Linked DNA regions of Homo sapiens: region 2 is linked to region 1. Evidence: chromatin loops called from intact Hi-C (ENCODE). Cell type or tissue: IMR-90. All regions are shown on one strand. Region 1 overlaps LOC107986464 (a long non-coding RNA gene). Region 2 overlaps GRIA1 (glutamate ionotropic receptor AMPA type subunit 1).

Region 1 (8,000 bases):
TTCCAAGTCTTTGCTATTGTGAAGAGTGCTGCAATAAACATACGTGTGCATGTGTCTTTATAGCAGCATGATTTATAATTTTACTTTGGAGTTCTGGGATACATGTGCTGAACGTGCAGATTTGTTACATAGGTATACATGTGCCATGGTGGTTTGCTGCACCTATCAACCCATCATCTAGGTTTTAAGCCCCAAATGCATTAGGTATTTGTCCTAGTGCTCTCCCTCCCCTTTCCCCCAACCCGCTAACAGGCCCAGTGTGTGATGTTCCCTTCCCTGTGTCCATGTGTTCTCATTGTTCAACTCCCACTTATGAATGAGAACATGCGGTGTTTGGTTTTCTGTTCCTGTGTTAGTTTGCTGAGAATGATGGCTTCCCGCTTCATCCATGTCCCTGCAAAGGACATGAACTCATTTTTCTTATGGTTTCATAGTATTCCATGGTGTATATATGCCACATTTTCTTTATCCAGTCTATCATTGATGGGCATTTGGGTTGGTTCCAAGTCTTTGCTATTGTAAATAGTGTTGCAGTAAACACACATACGCATGTGTCTTTATAGCAGAATGATTTATAATCCTTTGAGTATGTACCCAGTAATGGGATTGCTGTGTCAAATGATATTTCTGGTTCTAGATCCTGGATGAATTGCCACACTGTCTTCCACTATGGTTGAACTAATATACACTCCCACCAACAGTGTAAAAGCATTCCTATTTCCCCCACATCCTCTCCAGCATCAACAACAGAGATTTCTTTCTCACAGTTCTCATGGCTAAGAAGTCCAAGACCAAGACATCAGCAAATTCAGTGTGTGGTGAAGGCCAGCTTCCTGATTCATAGACACCCGACTTCTTGCTGTGTCTTCCTCACATGAGGAAGAGAAGACAAGAGGGATCTCTCTGGAGCCTCTTTTATAAGAGTTTTCATCCCATCCATGAGGGCTCAGCCCTCGTAAACCAATTACCTACCCAAAACCCCACAAGTATTCTCACATTGGGGATTAAGTTTTAATATGTGGATTTTGGGGGGACACAAACATTCTGTCTACAGCATATGGCTGATAAGTGACAGAATTGGTATCTAAATCCAGGCAGTCTGGTTCCAAAGCCTATACCCTTAACTGCTACCTTGTACTTATCGAAAATCTACTCTAGGTATTGCAGGCGTATATTAATTCACATGGAGACATCCTACTCATTGTTATTATTATTGATCTATTATTGAATGAAAAAGAAGTGGCAACAGAATGTATAAGTTTGATCCTTTTGGGAGAAAAAATATATATGAATATATCATTGCAACAGCTAGAACATAAAAAGTAATGTAATGTGACAAGGTGGTGGAGGAGGGTGGCTACAAGTTTACACTTGAGAGTCAGACAGACCTCAGCTGAATCCAGGAAGCCCCAGTCTCTCCCTGTGTAACTATGTCCAGCAATCACTTGTCCTCACTAAGCCTCAGTTTCCTCATCTGTAAATGAGAGGCTGAACCTAAAATCATCAGTGTACAGATCAAACACAAAAGACCATCTAGTATGTTATTCCATTTATATGAAATGTCCAGAAAAGGAAAACTGCAGAGACAGAAAGTAGATTAGTGGCCACCTGGGGCTGAGGGTAGGAACTAGGATTAACTGTAAATGAGCCTAAGGGGTTTTACTGCGATGATAGAAATATTCTAAAACTGGACTATGCTGATGGTTGCACAACTTTTTAAACTCACTAAAAAAACTCTGAATTGAAATGATTAAGGAATTAAAATGGATGGACTTCATATATGGAAATTACACCTCAATAAACTTCTAAAAAATTATGTAAAACTGCTATTACATAGTAGGCCCTCAACAAATAGAGGTGGTTATTACCATTACAATTGTTAATGGAACTATTAACAGGTTTAGAAAGTGGTATTCCCAATAAATTAAAACATTTTTGCTTATGCTTATCTGTAATTTTTACACTTGTACAAGAAATGTATTTCTTATACAATAAAAAGAGAAAGGGAAAAAATCAATTCCATTAAAATATCATGGAAGGAAAGGATCCTATTATCATGGGAATGATTTTAATTTTCCTCCCTTAGCTTATTTTCCATTTTGCAACAATGAATGTGTACTGCTTGGATAAAATAATGGATTATAGTTTTTCATAAATAGTTTATTTTATATTCCATCTTTTGCTAGACACCAGGCAGCATATAAGGTGTTCTGAGAGGTTGCCCCCTAGGGTCTTGCCGTCTAGAGTGGAGGCAGGAGAGATAAATGGCCGATCTGGAAAGTTGGAGAACAAGTAGTTCATGCTAAGAAACCAAATGAGTTGCCCCCAGAAAGGCTAGCGGACCCCAAAGAGGAGGAATGCGCTGGCTCAGGGCCACCCATGCTCTCCTGCGGCAAGCCTGGAGCAGGGCCTCGGGAGAAAGCCAAAGAGGAGGAATGTCTACATACTCATAAATATGAATTGAGCACTACCTCCATGCCAGACCCTGCGAGGAGCTGGCGATGCATGGTGACAGGACTGACAAGGTCCCTGCTCTGCGATGCCACACCCCCCGGGCATGGAGGGGTGTCGAGACCCTGCCGCTTCAGCTTGGCTCTGAGCACAGCATGCACCAATTATCCTTTGTCTGGTCGATGTGCTGGTGCCTGGGGAGGGTGGGGAGGTGGGGAGCCTCCCCAGGGATTCCCTGCTGCCCAAGCCCTCATCCACAGCTGGGCAAGGGCAAGAATTAGAGAAGGCCCAGAATTACAACAAGTCCTGGGTTCTCATCCTGGCACTTGGTTCCACAGGAGTAAATCCCTTCCTTGCCGAGACGTCAGTTTCCTCATCTGCATAAAAGAGAGTGTAATGGTCACGCGCCTCCGCAGATCTGTAGCCAGAGCTTCTAGGTTCAAGCCTGGCTCTGCCACATACCCAGCAACTTGACCTTGGCCAACTTTCTTAGCCTCTGAAAGCTCCAGTTTCCTCTTCTGAGAAAACGGGTGAATTGCTAGCACCTAACCCAGGGAGGTTTGTGGGGATGGGGAGGACTGAACAAGGTAAAGCATAGAAAGCTCGGAACAGGGTGCCAAGCATATACTTGGCAAATGTAAACTACAGCTGCAGCTTACTTCCAAATCTACCACCGGATGGCTCTAGGGGATTCGGAATTCCTGGGGCATCCCAACCTGGAAGATTGTGAGGTAACAGCACCAGCTTAGCAAAAACATATCTAAAAGGATAGCTAGAATTTGGGAGGGACGGAGGGGCTATAAAACCGGGAGAGGAAAACAAATGATTACGTTCCTCCCATTAGCTTTGCACGCCCCTTACCCACATACTCAGTCCAGGGCTGACACCTGCTGGCTGAAGAGGAGCATTGCAAAGAAAAGAGACCTTTCCCACTGGCTGGGGGATCTGAAAGTAATGTTTAACCCCAGAGAGAAAAGACAGGTAGGAGCCTTAGATATGAGGATGAAGGGGCCTGGGATGTTTGCACTGGAAAGGTTTAGGTAGAAGGAATTTAGGCTGCCCTGGAGCTATGAGACCCAAGTTCAAATCCCAGCTTTTCTACTTACCAGCTGTGAGACTGGATAAACCATTTAACCTCCCCAGGCCTCAGTTTGCTTATATATGAAACGGGAATAGTAGTGTCTCATTCTATGGTGAAAATGCACATAAAGTGCCCGACAGAGTTGGTGACTCCGTAAAGGTTACTTTTCCCTCTGGATGTCTCCACCTCACTCCTGGGATCTCAAAGGTGAAGTACTTTGCAGGGGTCCTCAAACTTATTTATGTCACCATCCCCAAGTGCCTATCAAAAACACAAATGCTCAGGCTCCCCTGATGTTGCTGTGGATCAGCTCTCTAGGGATGACAGCCTAGGTGTCTGTGTTGTACCAAACTCCCAATCCTTATGCCCCTCCAAGTTTGAGAGCCTCCAGAATCGTGTGAGAGCACCAGGCTAGGAGTCTAGCTTTGTCTCTCCCAGGGGCATTCCCTTGGCCTGTCTCCATTTACCCACCCACTAAATGTGGCCAGGAGTCCTGCCTGGCATGCTTCTCAACAGGGAGGGTGCTTTGGAAACTGTGATGCTAATGCTGAAATGAAAAAGCAGGAGTGTCCAGAATAGTAAGGTACTTGCCCTCATGGGGTCTCTCCTTGAGAATGAGCTTAGGAGATGAAGCCACTAAAGTCAGGGTGGAGATGGAGGGAGATGATGGAGAGAAGAGGGGAAGCTGGCATAGCTCCTTCAGGGCATCCAGGGGCTGGCTGTGCAGGAATGGATGATCAGGAGCTGGTCACCCATGAGCTGTGTGACCCATCCCAGCAAGAAGAGGCAGGCAGCAAGGAGAGAATTCCAGCTGTGGGACCCACAGGAGCCCCCACAGTAGAAGCCCGTGGGGAGAGTGAGAAAGAATCCTGGCTGTGCCTAGAGCGGCAGCCCCTCCACTCCCCTGGGCCCCTCCCAGGTTGCCTTCCTCTCCCCTCCTGGGTGCCTATAACCTGGCTAGACTCACAACCTCTACACCCTGGAGGCAGATGGGGTCTTTGTTTTGTGTGTGTGTGTGGACAGTAAAATCAAGGCTTGGAGAAGAGAAAGGAGTCCCTTGCCCAACTTCTTAATGAATCCTCAGCCCAAACCTCCCTAAATTTTCATGACAATAACAGAGGAGGCTGGTCAAGGATTATTATTTCTGTCACACAGAGGAGAAATTCAGATCAGAGATGACATGTAATTTATCCAAGAACACACAGGAGAGTTGAGCCTCAGACTAGGCTATCATTACTACCATGCCGCACATACTCATTCCTGCTGCAGATAAAAGATTGGGCCAGTGACCCCCTGGGTCACTTCCAACTCTATATTTTCTAATTCCAGAACTGCAATCTATTCTTTCAAATTTATGTCTTTCTGGTTCCCCCAATGAACCATCAGCTCGAACCAAAATGGCCTCTTCTTGATTCCCTAAACAAACCTGAGACTTCCCACTTATTTTTCTGTTCCAAACCTCCCCTCACCACACCCAACCACACCCTCATTCTTCCATATTTGTGAACATTCTCCAGTCCTTCAAAGCCCAGCTCAATTCTCACCTGCTCCAGGAAACCTTCTCTAATCCCCCCAGTGAAAAAATAATATCGACTTGTGTGAACAGGGAAATGGAATCAGAAATACAAGCTATTTAATAAGCATCCCTACCTGGCGCTGTGCTATGAAACACATATACATGTATTATACGCCTTCTATACATGTACATTATTTGCAGTACAGTTAACCCTTGAACAACGTGGGTGTTAGGGAGCCAACCCCAGGAACAGTCAAAAATCTCTGTCTAACTTTTGACTTCCCCCAAAACTTAACTGCTAATACCCTACTGTTCACTAGAAGCCATACGGATAACATAAACAGTCTATTAATACTTTTTTTTTTTTTTAGATGGAGTCTCTCTCTGTCACCCAGGCTGGAGTAATTGGCACGATCTCGGCTCTCTGTAACCTCTGTCTCCCGGGTTCAAGCGGTTCTCCTGCCTCACCCTCCCAAGTAGCTGGGACTACAGGTGTGTGCCACCACGCCCAGCTAATTTTTGTATTTTTAGTAGAGACAAGGTTTCACCATGTTGGTCAGGCTGGTCTCGAACTCCTGACCTCATGATCCGACTGCCTCATCCTCCCAAAGTGCTGAGATTACAGGCAGGAGCCACCATGCCTGGCCAATTAATACACATTTTTATGTATTACATGTATTATATACTGTACTCTTACCCTAAAGTGAGCTAAGGAAGAAAAAAATATATTTACTACTTATTATGTGGAAGCTGATCATCATAAAAGTCTTTATCCTCATCTTCACATTGAGTAGGAGGAGGAGGAGGAGGAAGAGGGACTGGTCTTGCTGTCTAAGAGGTGGCGGAGGTAAAAGAACATCTGAGTGTAAGTGGACCCGCACAGTTCCAACTCGGAGTGGTGAAGGGTCACTTGTGCATGATGTACATGTGTATATATTATCTCATTTCATCTGCAAAATCTCAACAAATAGTTGAGAACAAAGAGTTAGCCTGTCTTACAGATGTGGAAACCAGATCTCAGAGAGCTTATGTGGCTCACTTAAGGTTATCTGGGAGAGAAAGCCTCAGGAGGAAAATATTAAAACCCAGTGTAGGAGAGGGTTGGGGTGTGACAGGGAGGCAGGTTTCAGAGCAACATGACAAAGAATGTGGAGCAAGCAAGAAACTAAAAATCCTTGAGAACCTGTGGTCAGAAGGCTCCAGGTCTAAAACACCAGGTGGGAGAGTCATTTCCCTCACGCAACAGCAGTGTGTTAATTCACACAGCACCTTCATCTGCTTTATCTCATTTAAAAACAATCATCTTTTTAGATAGACAACATCATCATTCTACAGAGAGAGAATCAAAGGCTTGAGAAAATCCTAACCAAGCTCACACAGTCTGTAGGTGAGACTGGAATATGAAGCAAGCTGGATTTCAGAATCTTTGTTCTTTCTGATACACAACTGTATTATTTACAATATCGCCTAGAAATGTTTGCATAGAAGCCTGCCTCTACTCTTGGTTCACCCTCTGTTTGTCACAGGGCCTCAGGAGCCACCATTCTGCATGTCAGTGCACCCTCTCAATGCTCATTCAACTCTGACATTCCAGGACTCTTTCGATTTTGTGAAAAGCAGCTTGTTTTTTTGATCTTCAAGAGCTTCAGATGAAAATAAAATGATGTCTAGAGTAGCTCACCTTTCAGTAGATCCATGGATAGGTGCCAAAACCAGGCGCTGGATAAAAAGAAAGCAGAGCAGGGAGAAAAAGGGCTCAGAGCAGGAGTGAACACCCATTCATTCAGCAGAGGGCTGTGAGTCCCTCCGCAGGTTGCGGGTACTCTGAGGACAGACCGACGCACCCTGCCCTCCCGGATTCCCAGACGCAAACGCCTCCTCCTCCCTCACCAATTTGCAGAGTGTTGGCCATGGAGGAGGAGAGCACAGAAGGGCACTTCCTCCCTTGGGTCCTGATGGTCAAATGAGTGGGCCACGTTCAAGCTCTGAGAATCTCAGCAGCTGCTGTGGGCTCCACCACTCTCAACCACTGGAGAGGGGCCAAGGGGGCCAAGGTACCTGCCAAGGGCTCACCTGCTGCCACTGCCCTGGAGAGTCCTGCCCACTCTTAACCACAAGCTCTACCTGTTACTACTTGTCACCCTCCCAAATCCAGCTGTGAGTGGACCTTTCCTGGGTGACCACCCCCGCCAGCATCCAACCTTTCCCCCCGATCCCCACAGCTGGAAATGAGCTTTCCCTTCTCCGTGGTTGCATCCTCCCTTTGTCCTCTCCCCCTTCCCTGTGTCTTCATCTGATCCACCCAAACAGATCCCAGTCCAAGAGTAGGTTCTGATTCCCTCAGGGATCCCTCCAGGGTCTAGCACCTTGTAGGTGCTAATAACAGTTTCTAAAACAATGAGTGAGTCATTGAGTGAGTGAGGGAAGTCAAGCAAGGACAAGCTCCATGGTCCTGATGCTGTAAAAGCAGCTGGTTGGTGACAGGCCATCCAAGCCACAGCATGTGGGTAGTTTGGGTCAGTCAGACTTGTCTACCTGAGACATCACCAGCAGGCAAGCCCACCAAATGCCAGTGAAGGAGAGCCAGATATCCATCCTCAGGGAGCCCTAAAAACACCGAGCAATTGTGGGCAATGGTGACTTCGTTATCTAATGGGTTCAGATAGTGCTTTCTCAAAGAAACTTTCATGAAAAAGGAACTAATTTTGAGAAGTGATCTGCAAGAACAGGGCCTGTGGTGAAATTTGTGTGGTGAATACAATTCTCTCCTTCTTATAGGCCCAGTGCCCCCAGCATCTTAACGCTCTGTGAGGTCATGGTGCAAGGCAACTGTTTAACTTCGAGTTTCTCACACTTACTTGACAGCTTCATTTTTCTTTAATAAAACCTATTTAACATCTCAAGAAACTAGTGTTCCAGTGGTCACAATCAGAAAATGGGAGGGAGCTGGCT
Region 2 (8,000 bases), 250 kb before region 1:
CCTCAGATATCACATTGAAAGCACACTCGGGTAACCAAATCAGTGGGATTTTAGCCCCCCACATGGAATCAGAATGGCTCCATTTTTGTCTGTTTTATATATTGGACTTGTGAACACAATTTATTTTGGGAAAAAAAAGTGACTGAAGCTAAGAAAAGAGAAAGGGTGGACAGGAGATGGGGGTGAGGAAGGTAGGAAACCTGCCAATCTAGACCAAGTCCACATTTACTGACCTCCTGTTCTTCTGACTACATTCTGGATGTGCATGCCACAATTCCCCACCAATTTGCCTGATAAATAAGCACTGACTCTATTTCCTTTTACAGTTGCTTAATGTCTATGAACTCTTTTTCCAGTAGGCACTCTCTTAGATTACCAAATTTCAAAAGCCTACAGGGAGTCATGGCTCAGAATTTGGCCTCCATGGACAGATCTGGAGGCATAAGTGCATAATATCAAGGTCTCATAGACATGTGCTGGAGGCATCTTTACCACCTATCTACGTTTTGCATTTCATTGTCAAGGAGGACCAATATTCCTAAGCGGCAATGGAGTAAATTCTTTCTAACAAGCTTCCCTCAGGACTTATTTGGCCTGCTGTATAACTTAGAAAGTCTCATCGTTCATTATAATCTTGTTTTTCTTTAAATAAGAAGACAGTGGGGGGTGGGGGGCGCGTGGGAGAGGAGGTGTGAGACTGGCTGCTTGGCCAATACTGGCAAACACATGGTGAAGAGTAGAGAGAACCAAGCAGGGGAAGGGCTTGCTTAAAAATAAATCAGGCCCGTGGATAAACAGTGGGAAGAAACAATTCCTAACTAGTCAGCATAATGTAGGGCCATCACAACATGCAGGTGTCAGAGAAGACCCATGAACTTGTTTTTTCTCCTTTATTTCCTTCATCAGTGAGCATCTCATCTTTTCACAGAACCTTTATGCTGTGATCTCAGGGTGTGTTTTCTTTCTCCCCACTATTCCTCCAGGGGTTTCAATCTTGTGGTCCATAAACTGAATCTTCTGTCAGACAGGTTTTTGTTTAATCTGTACAGAATTTGGCAATGGTTACCCAAAACTGAGTGGTAGCTTCCCTCTTGAACAGGTCCGCGCATTCACGGTTCACCCCAGCCCCAACCTGACCTTCTTTGTTCCTGTGTTACTCAGCTGGCCCCAGAGGGTGTTTGAGTTTGTGACCTCTGGCTGCAAGAGGATTTTCAAACTATGCTTTCCGGACTTCTGAGGGTTCCACTAGGGTATCATAGGAGTTGACATTGAGGTGAAGAGGAGACTGAACAACATATCCAGCCTCCCTCCTCCCTGATTTTCATAAAACAACTCTACTCTATGCCTCTTTTTCATTAATAAAATGGAAATAATAGTTTCTACCTCAAATCTTGTTGGAAAGTTTAGAAGTATGTATAGATCCTATAACACAGTACCCAGCCTTCACACAGGAAGCGCTATAACTGGATGCTTTTTTTATTATGTTAATTGATTTTTTTTAACTTGGATTTTGTCTAAACTTCACTGGAAGAAACGATGCCACTGTTCACACTGATTTGAAAGCCTAATACCTTCTTCTAGAGAAGTCCATTAACAAAGCAGAAATAGCCAGTGGTTTATGCCAGAGACCAGCCACATCTGGATTCCTAAGACTCCTCCTCATAGGAACTGGGAGGAAGGGTTGGTGACTTTGGCTGAAAGGTCTGACAGACACAAGAGTGAACTGCCAAAGGAAGTTAGAACTTTGATCCACTTGAGATGGACTTTTTTTAATCAAGCCAACCTTGGTTAACCCCAGAGTTTAGGAGCCTGTAAAATCTCCCTTGAGAGAGTGAGAATGTATTAAAATGTTTCTTGGAAATATATGTAGAAGAGAAGAGACATATACTTCATCTTACCTTGAACCAGACAAAAACACAAGGATGCTAAGACAATGATCAAAGTTAGAGACTAAGAAGACAATGAAAAACATCAGTAGAAACTTTTGTTGTCATTGTTGTTTATATATTTCCTGATGAAGTCAGTAAGTTTCATGACCTTCTGATATGCACAGCACTATGTTAGACACTCTGGGTGCTGCAGTAGAAGGGGCTTTTAAAGCTGACATTCATCAAACATCCTTCCAAATGAGCTTCAATTAACTGATCTTGCTGCTTATTTAAAGAAAATGTCATAAACCCTTCCTAATTTAGTATTTGGGGAAATCAATTTCATCTGAATTGCATATATCTGCACTTATCCACAAGTAGCTTTAACTCTTTCTAATCTCTTCAAAGTTGATGTTAATGTCTAGTAACCAAAACCAACAAAATGTGGCTAAGTGTAATTGTCTGCAAATAACATCAAAACCTGACCATAGTAATATGGTAAAGACAAAGATAACCCAGTAAAGAGGGTTATCTTTCTCACATATAAGAAAAGTGGTAGCAGGTAGTGGCTTGTGGTGAAATCCAGATTGGCCATTCTGTAAATTATCTTGGCCTTTTCTTCTTGTTCATAAGATGGCGGTTCCCAAATATTGTGTCCATGTTCAAACAGCATGAAGGAAAAAAAGTGTTGCCTTCTATTTCTGTCTTTTTGGATCAGAAGAACAAAAGCTTAACAAAATACTCTCCACCCCACACAGATGTCTGCTTCTTTCTCATTGGTCAGGACAGTGGCCATGATTATTTCTAGTGGCAAGAGAGGCTGAGAAGGCAAGAATTTAGGTTTTCCAACCTCTAGAGTAGGCAGGGTAGGAATCGATATTGGGGGAATCAACTGGCAGTATTGGCCACTGTGCCTAAAATCAATGTTTTCTGCACTGGCACCAGGAATAGATAGAAATAATCCAGAATTAGCACAGTCAATGGTGTATGCCAGCGAATGCTACTGAAATGCTTTAAAGACTCCTCCACCCACCCTTTGAAATGTATATTCAATAAATTGGTTTTGTATAACCCATTTTAACAGTGAAAGTTAAAAATCACTTCAGCTATGATCACAGATTACAATTTATTTTTTTAATTAGGTTGATGGTGAGATTAAAAAGGGACCCATGAATTTACTTTTAAGCCTGCTTCTTGTTCAAAAAAAAAAAAACAACTTTTTTTTTTAACTCAGTCACCCCAGCTGGAGTGTAGTGGTGCAATCTCAGCTCACTGCAGCCTTGACCTTCTGGGCTCAAGCCATCCTCCTACCTCAGCCTCCTGAGTAGCTGGGACTACAGGCACAAGCCTCCACACCCAGCTAATTTTTGTATTTTTTGTATAGTTGAGGTTTCCCTATGCTGCCCAAGCTGGTCTTGAACCCCTGAACCCAAGTGATCTGCCTACCTTGGCCTCCTGAAGTGCTGGGATTGCAGACATGAGCCACTGTGCCCAGCCCAAAGACCTATTTTTAATAGATATTTTAGATTTTGAGGAGTATGTTAAAGAAGGAATAAAAATCATCACAGACAAAACTTATCTTTAGTACCTTCAACTTTCATTTCTGATCCATTTCCCCATGTGTGTGGTCAAGATCATTCATTTATTCAACAGATATTGCTAACTGCCTACGACATGCAGGGTATGGTTCTAAGTGCTGAGGATATGAAGATATATTGGTGATGGAGTGTGGAGGGCAGGAGCCTTTGCTTCAAGGAGCTGGCAGTATAGAGATATGAGAGACATTAAACAAATTATCGTGAATGTGTAAGTTGGGATGTGCTATGAATAAAATGAACCTGCTGTTGCAATAGATAATACAAGAAGTGGAATTAAACAAGCCTTACTTAGAGTGTTCTGAGAAGGTTTCTCTGAGGAGCTGATGGGTAAGAATGAGCTAGACTTGTATAAAGCTAAGAGACATAAATAGCCATATGCAAAGGTTCTCAGGTGAAAAGGAGTTTACTGCTCTCAAGGACTGGAGGAGTGACAAGTATGTCTGGCTTACAGTGAATCAAGAGAACGGAGGTTTGAGATAAGATTGGAGGAAGAAGCAGAGGCCTGCGCAGGGCCCTGTGGTCACATTTTAAATTTGATGTTTTATTTTAAATGCAATGGAAGACCATTGGAGGGTTTTAAGCAAGGGAAGGATTGATTTGCATGCTAAAATACCACTCTGGGGAGCTATGAGGAAAATGAATTGCGGCAGAGAAGAGTCCAGAGTGGAAGCAGAGGGACCAAACAAGAGTCTCTCATAGCCATCCTGAGGAAATTACAGTGATGGAAATTAGAATGATGGTCATCGACATGGATTTATGGTTCACTCTGAGACTAGAATTGACAGGACTTGCTGATGGATTGGATCTATGAGGATGAGGAGGGGGAGGAATCAAGGGTGAGTCCAAGAGGGAGGAAGCATTTGGAAAACAGGGAACCACAGTTCCAGGGACTATTAGCTCTGGGCAGGATCAATAGGATGCTCTAGTCTACCCACCCCATGTTACACATGAGGAAACTGAGGCCAGAGAGGGAGGGAAAGACATTTTATCTAAGATCACCCAGGCGATACCTATGGCTGATTGGTGCCCAGTCCAATGCTACCCTACTGTGTAGTCTCAGCCCAAGGCTCCATTGCCTTCAAATGAACTGAGAGTGAGCTTCTTCAGCTTATTACACCCATGGCCCCACTTTCCCAATGGCTTCTCCATGGCATCAATATTTTCCTGGGTTCAGGTGACCTTAGTAAGAGAATGAGAGGAGGTTAGAGGGTGCTAGGAGAATGGAGGAAAATGGGAAATTATGACTTTAGCTTTCAGAATTCTCTCTTTTATTCTTGATCATAGACTGAATTGGAATGTGTAATAATTGTCTCCACCTAGTGGAGATAATTACTCTCAGGAGAAGAAGTCTAAGGCGGGGGGAGTGATGGTGCTTTGGAGGTCTCCTGGAGCCTGATATCATAACCTCCTCCCTCCACTAATTTATTTATTTATTTATTTTTTCCAAGACCGAGTCTTGCTCTGTTGCCCAGAGCTGGAGTGCAATGGCATGATCTCGGTTCACTGTAACCTCCACCTCCCGGGTTCAAGCAATTCTCATGCCTCAGCCTCCCCAGTAGCTGGCATTACAGGCGTGTGCCACCATGCCCAGCTAATTGTTGTATTTTTAGTAGAGATGGGGTTTCACCATGTTGGCCAGGCTGGTCTTGAACTCCTGACCTTGCGATCTGCCCACCTCAGACTCCCAAAGTGCTGGGATTACAGGCATGAGCCACTGTGCCCAGCCTTGTTGAGGGCCTTTTAACTGACTCACGGTAGGAAGATGGTGGCCAATGAGGACAGCCCAAGCCAATAACCAACGATAGCCTGACCTTTGCATTCACATACAAGTTTCATAGTAACCAGTATGCCTTTGGCACTGAGAGTCTATGAGAAACCTTCCTCTTTCCCCTCTTTCCCCCTCCTGCTCTCTGTCCTCCCATCCCAGCAAGAGCTGTGCAAACCCATTTCTCTTGCTCTTCTTGATGTCACTGTAGTATTGTGGGGAAGAGAAAGAGCCTGAGAGTAAATATTGAGGCAAGTTGATGAAGGCAGCCTGAAATTGTCAAACATTTCTCATTTTGAAAATGCAAACGTCATTTAGGCCACAGGTTCATTTCTACAAGGAACAGTGTCACAAGGATGTGTCAAAAATGATGAGCAGGAAATGTGCGATAGCTAATCTGGGTCTTGGGACTAGGCATGGGGGTTTCTGCTGGGACCCTCTGCGTCAGAATTACCTGGGATGTTTGTCCAAATGCAGGTTCTCAGACTTCATTTCAGCTCTCTAGAATTTGAAACTCTGCAGTTGGAGAGAAAGTTCTACATGTTTCACAAGCCTCCCCACCCACTTCTGCCCCAGGGCTGATGGGATTAAAGTTTGGAAGTCATTGAACTAGGGTGCTGCCCAGAGAAGTCAGCTTAAAAGTACAGAAAGCAAGGCCCATATGGCAGCTAGAAATGATGCTGAGTCAACATTGAGTTTGATATTGAGTCAAAAGCCGTAAACATGGAGCCCAGGGTCCGCCAGCTCACTACCCTATAGTATGTTACATGCTGGGTGAGCGAGGCCCTTGGCACAGGAGTGTTGACTGTGGCCTTCAAAGCAGGGGCCTGGCTGTCCTGATGACCCTGCCTTCTGCAGGCCAAGCCAGCAAGAGGAACTTACCAAGGGTTTCACCAGCATATTTCACCTTGACAGTTTTTTCCTCTCCATTAGCAAGCAACACCAACACAAAGGGACTGGCCCAGGTGAGGTGATTCTGCAGTCATGGCAGGTGTGAAGTGTGCATGGACTGTGTGGGGGTGGCCCCCATCATGGGAGATAGGGTGTGGAACTCCAGATCAGTGGCTCCTACTTTTTCCATTTTAATCTTCTGCTACCTGATGGTGAGACCCAGAACCAGGTTCTGCTACTGAGCAGTTTTACAGACCTTTGAGAAGAAGAGTAGAAGTTTCACAAGCTCCAAAGGCAGCATGGAAATGTTAAAATGAGTGCAGTGACAGGAGAATAAAAGCCTTCACTGGATATGCAAATGAAACCATCATTTTCTGTGTCTCAGCCTGCAGTTCTGGCCATCAGCAAGGGGGAAGCATAATTGCTGTCTCTAGATTGTTCTGGAAGTTTATACTTTGAACATTTTAATTGACGGAGAGATTTGTTTTCTCCAAAATTACAATAGGAAAATTTTCAGAAAGTTTTTCACAGAGCTGAAAGGGATATTGAGGACCAATTATTCATTTATTTATTCATTAAGTGTTTCTTTAGCAACTGTTATTTAACAAACATTGTTCAAGGTACTGTGAGAGACATCACAGAACATAGCAGACAAAAGCTCCTACTCTCCTGGAGCTTGCATTCCAGAGAGAAGAGGCAGGCAATAAATAAAATAAAAATGTGATTAACATGGCCATCCCAATTCGATAGGCGAGGATTCTGGGTGACAGGGAGAGGAAGGGACATAGCCAAAATCACACAGATAATTAGTGTAGGTTCAATAGCATAGGAGTGGAAGTCAGCCGGGGGCTGTGGTGAACGGCACATGCATGTGTCAGCTAGAGAGGATAGCTCCCCCTCGGCTCTGGATAGTCATTGCCATGGGAACTCCATGCAGACCAAACAAAAGCATGCCTAGATTCAGCTTGTACGCCACCAGTTTGAGAGCCCTAAAAGAATGGTGAGGAATAAAACAGCCACCGTATGTACTTACTGCATTTAGACACACTTGGAATATCGTATTTATATATACATTTTTAAGGGAATTTTTCTCCTTTTCCCCTCCATTTTTGATTCCAAGCATGAAATCTGATTGCTGTATTTTTCTTTCCTTTCATACACTTTGGAAAATCCAGACCATAAATGGTGGCTGCACTAAAAGAAAGATGGTCCCTAAATTCCTGTATCCAGAGAAACCTATTTATGGCTAGCTACATCTTCGTAGGTTCTGCATTTTCCCAGAGACGACCTCTTGTTTTTCTTTTAAACCCTCACTGGATATATGGCATCTGTGACCAAGAAACCCAGTTGTTCACCTGCAAAGAAGTATTGAGCTCTAGACAGAAAAAAATGAAAGCATAACTAATTGAATTGACGAGGAAAGTATGCTGAAACCCCTATGGGGAGCCTGATGGTTTTGAATATGAGTTAGGTACCACCATCCAACCGTGGTGAATGAATCATTTTTGCTACACCACTTACATATGCTTTTACCTCTAGCTATGTCCAACGGAGATAATAGGTGAATTAAGTCCAAGACACCCAGCAGAAAATAAATGGTGTCAAGAACACTAATAGAAACCACAAACCTAGCTGATGACAGTCACTGTTTGCATCTAGTGGCTGAAGGAGAAACGGCCTCAAAATAAGGAGGCATATTGCCTGCTAAAGCAGAGTGGAGTCCCACCCAAAGGCAGAAGTAGGACCAGCTGTTGTCACAAGGGATGGAGGAGGTGGTAAAGGAATTTAAAAAGAAGCTCAATCTCAGCTACTACTAACCCACTGGATGAGTCACTTTCTCTCTGTGTGTCTCACTTTTTCCTCTGCAAAATGGAAGTA

Evidence for each region. Hi-C counts contacts between places; a loop is a spot of excess contacts. Peaks named below come from ENCODE experiments on the same cell type or tissue, not always from the same donor. Only the 100,000 strongest peaks of a DNase experiment are listed, where the experiment ranks them.
Region 2: it touches region 1 in a loop (3.0-fold over the local background); 3 of 110 quality-filtered maps call a loop at or near these places.

Annotation. Positions count from the first base shown.
Region 1 is chr5:153,961,893-153,969,892 of GRCh38, forward strand. All of the region lies in intron 1 of LOC107986464 (a long non-coding RNA gene), which reads right to left. Among named protein-coding and RNA genes, the nearest start is that of LINC01861, 67 kb to the left of the region's middle. In IMR-90, a CTCF peak has its summit at 3,335 (motif pointing left); no DNase peak of the experiment used is centred here.
Region 2 is chr5:153,707,158-153,715,157 of GRCh38, forward strand. The region is part of intron 11 of GRIA1 (glutamate ionotropic receptor AMPA type subunit 1); the gene reads left to right. Among named protein-coding and RNA genes, the nearest start is that of LINC01861, 190 kb to the right of the region's middle. In IMR-90, a CTCF peak has its summit at 4,793 (motif pointing left); no DNase peak of the experiment used is centred here.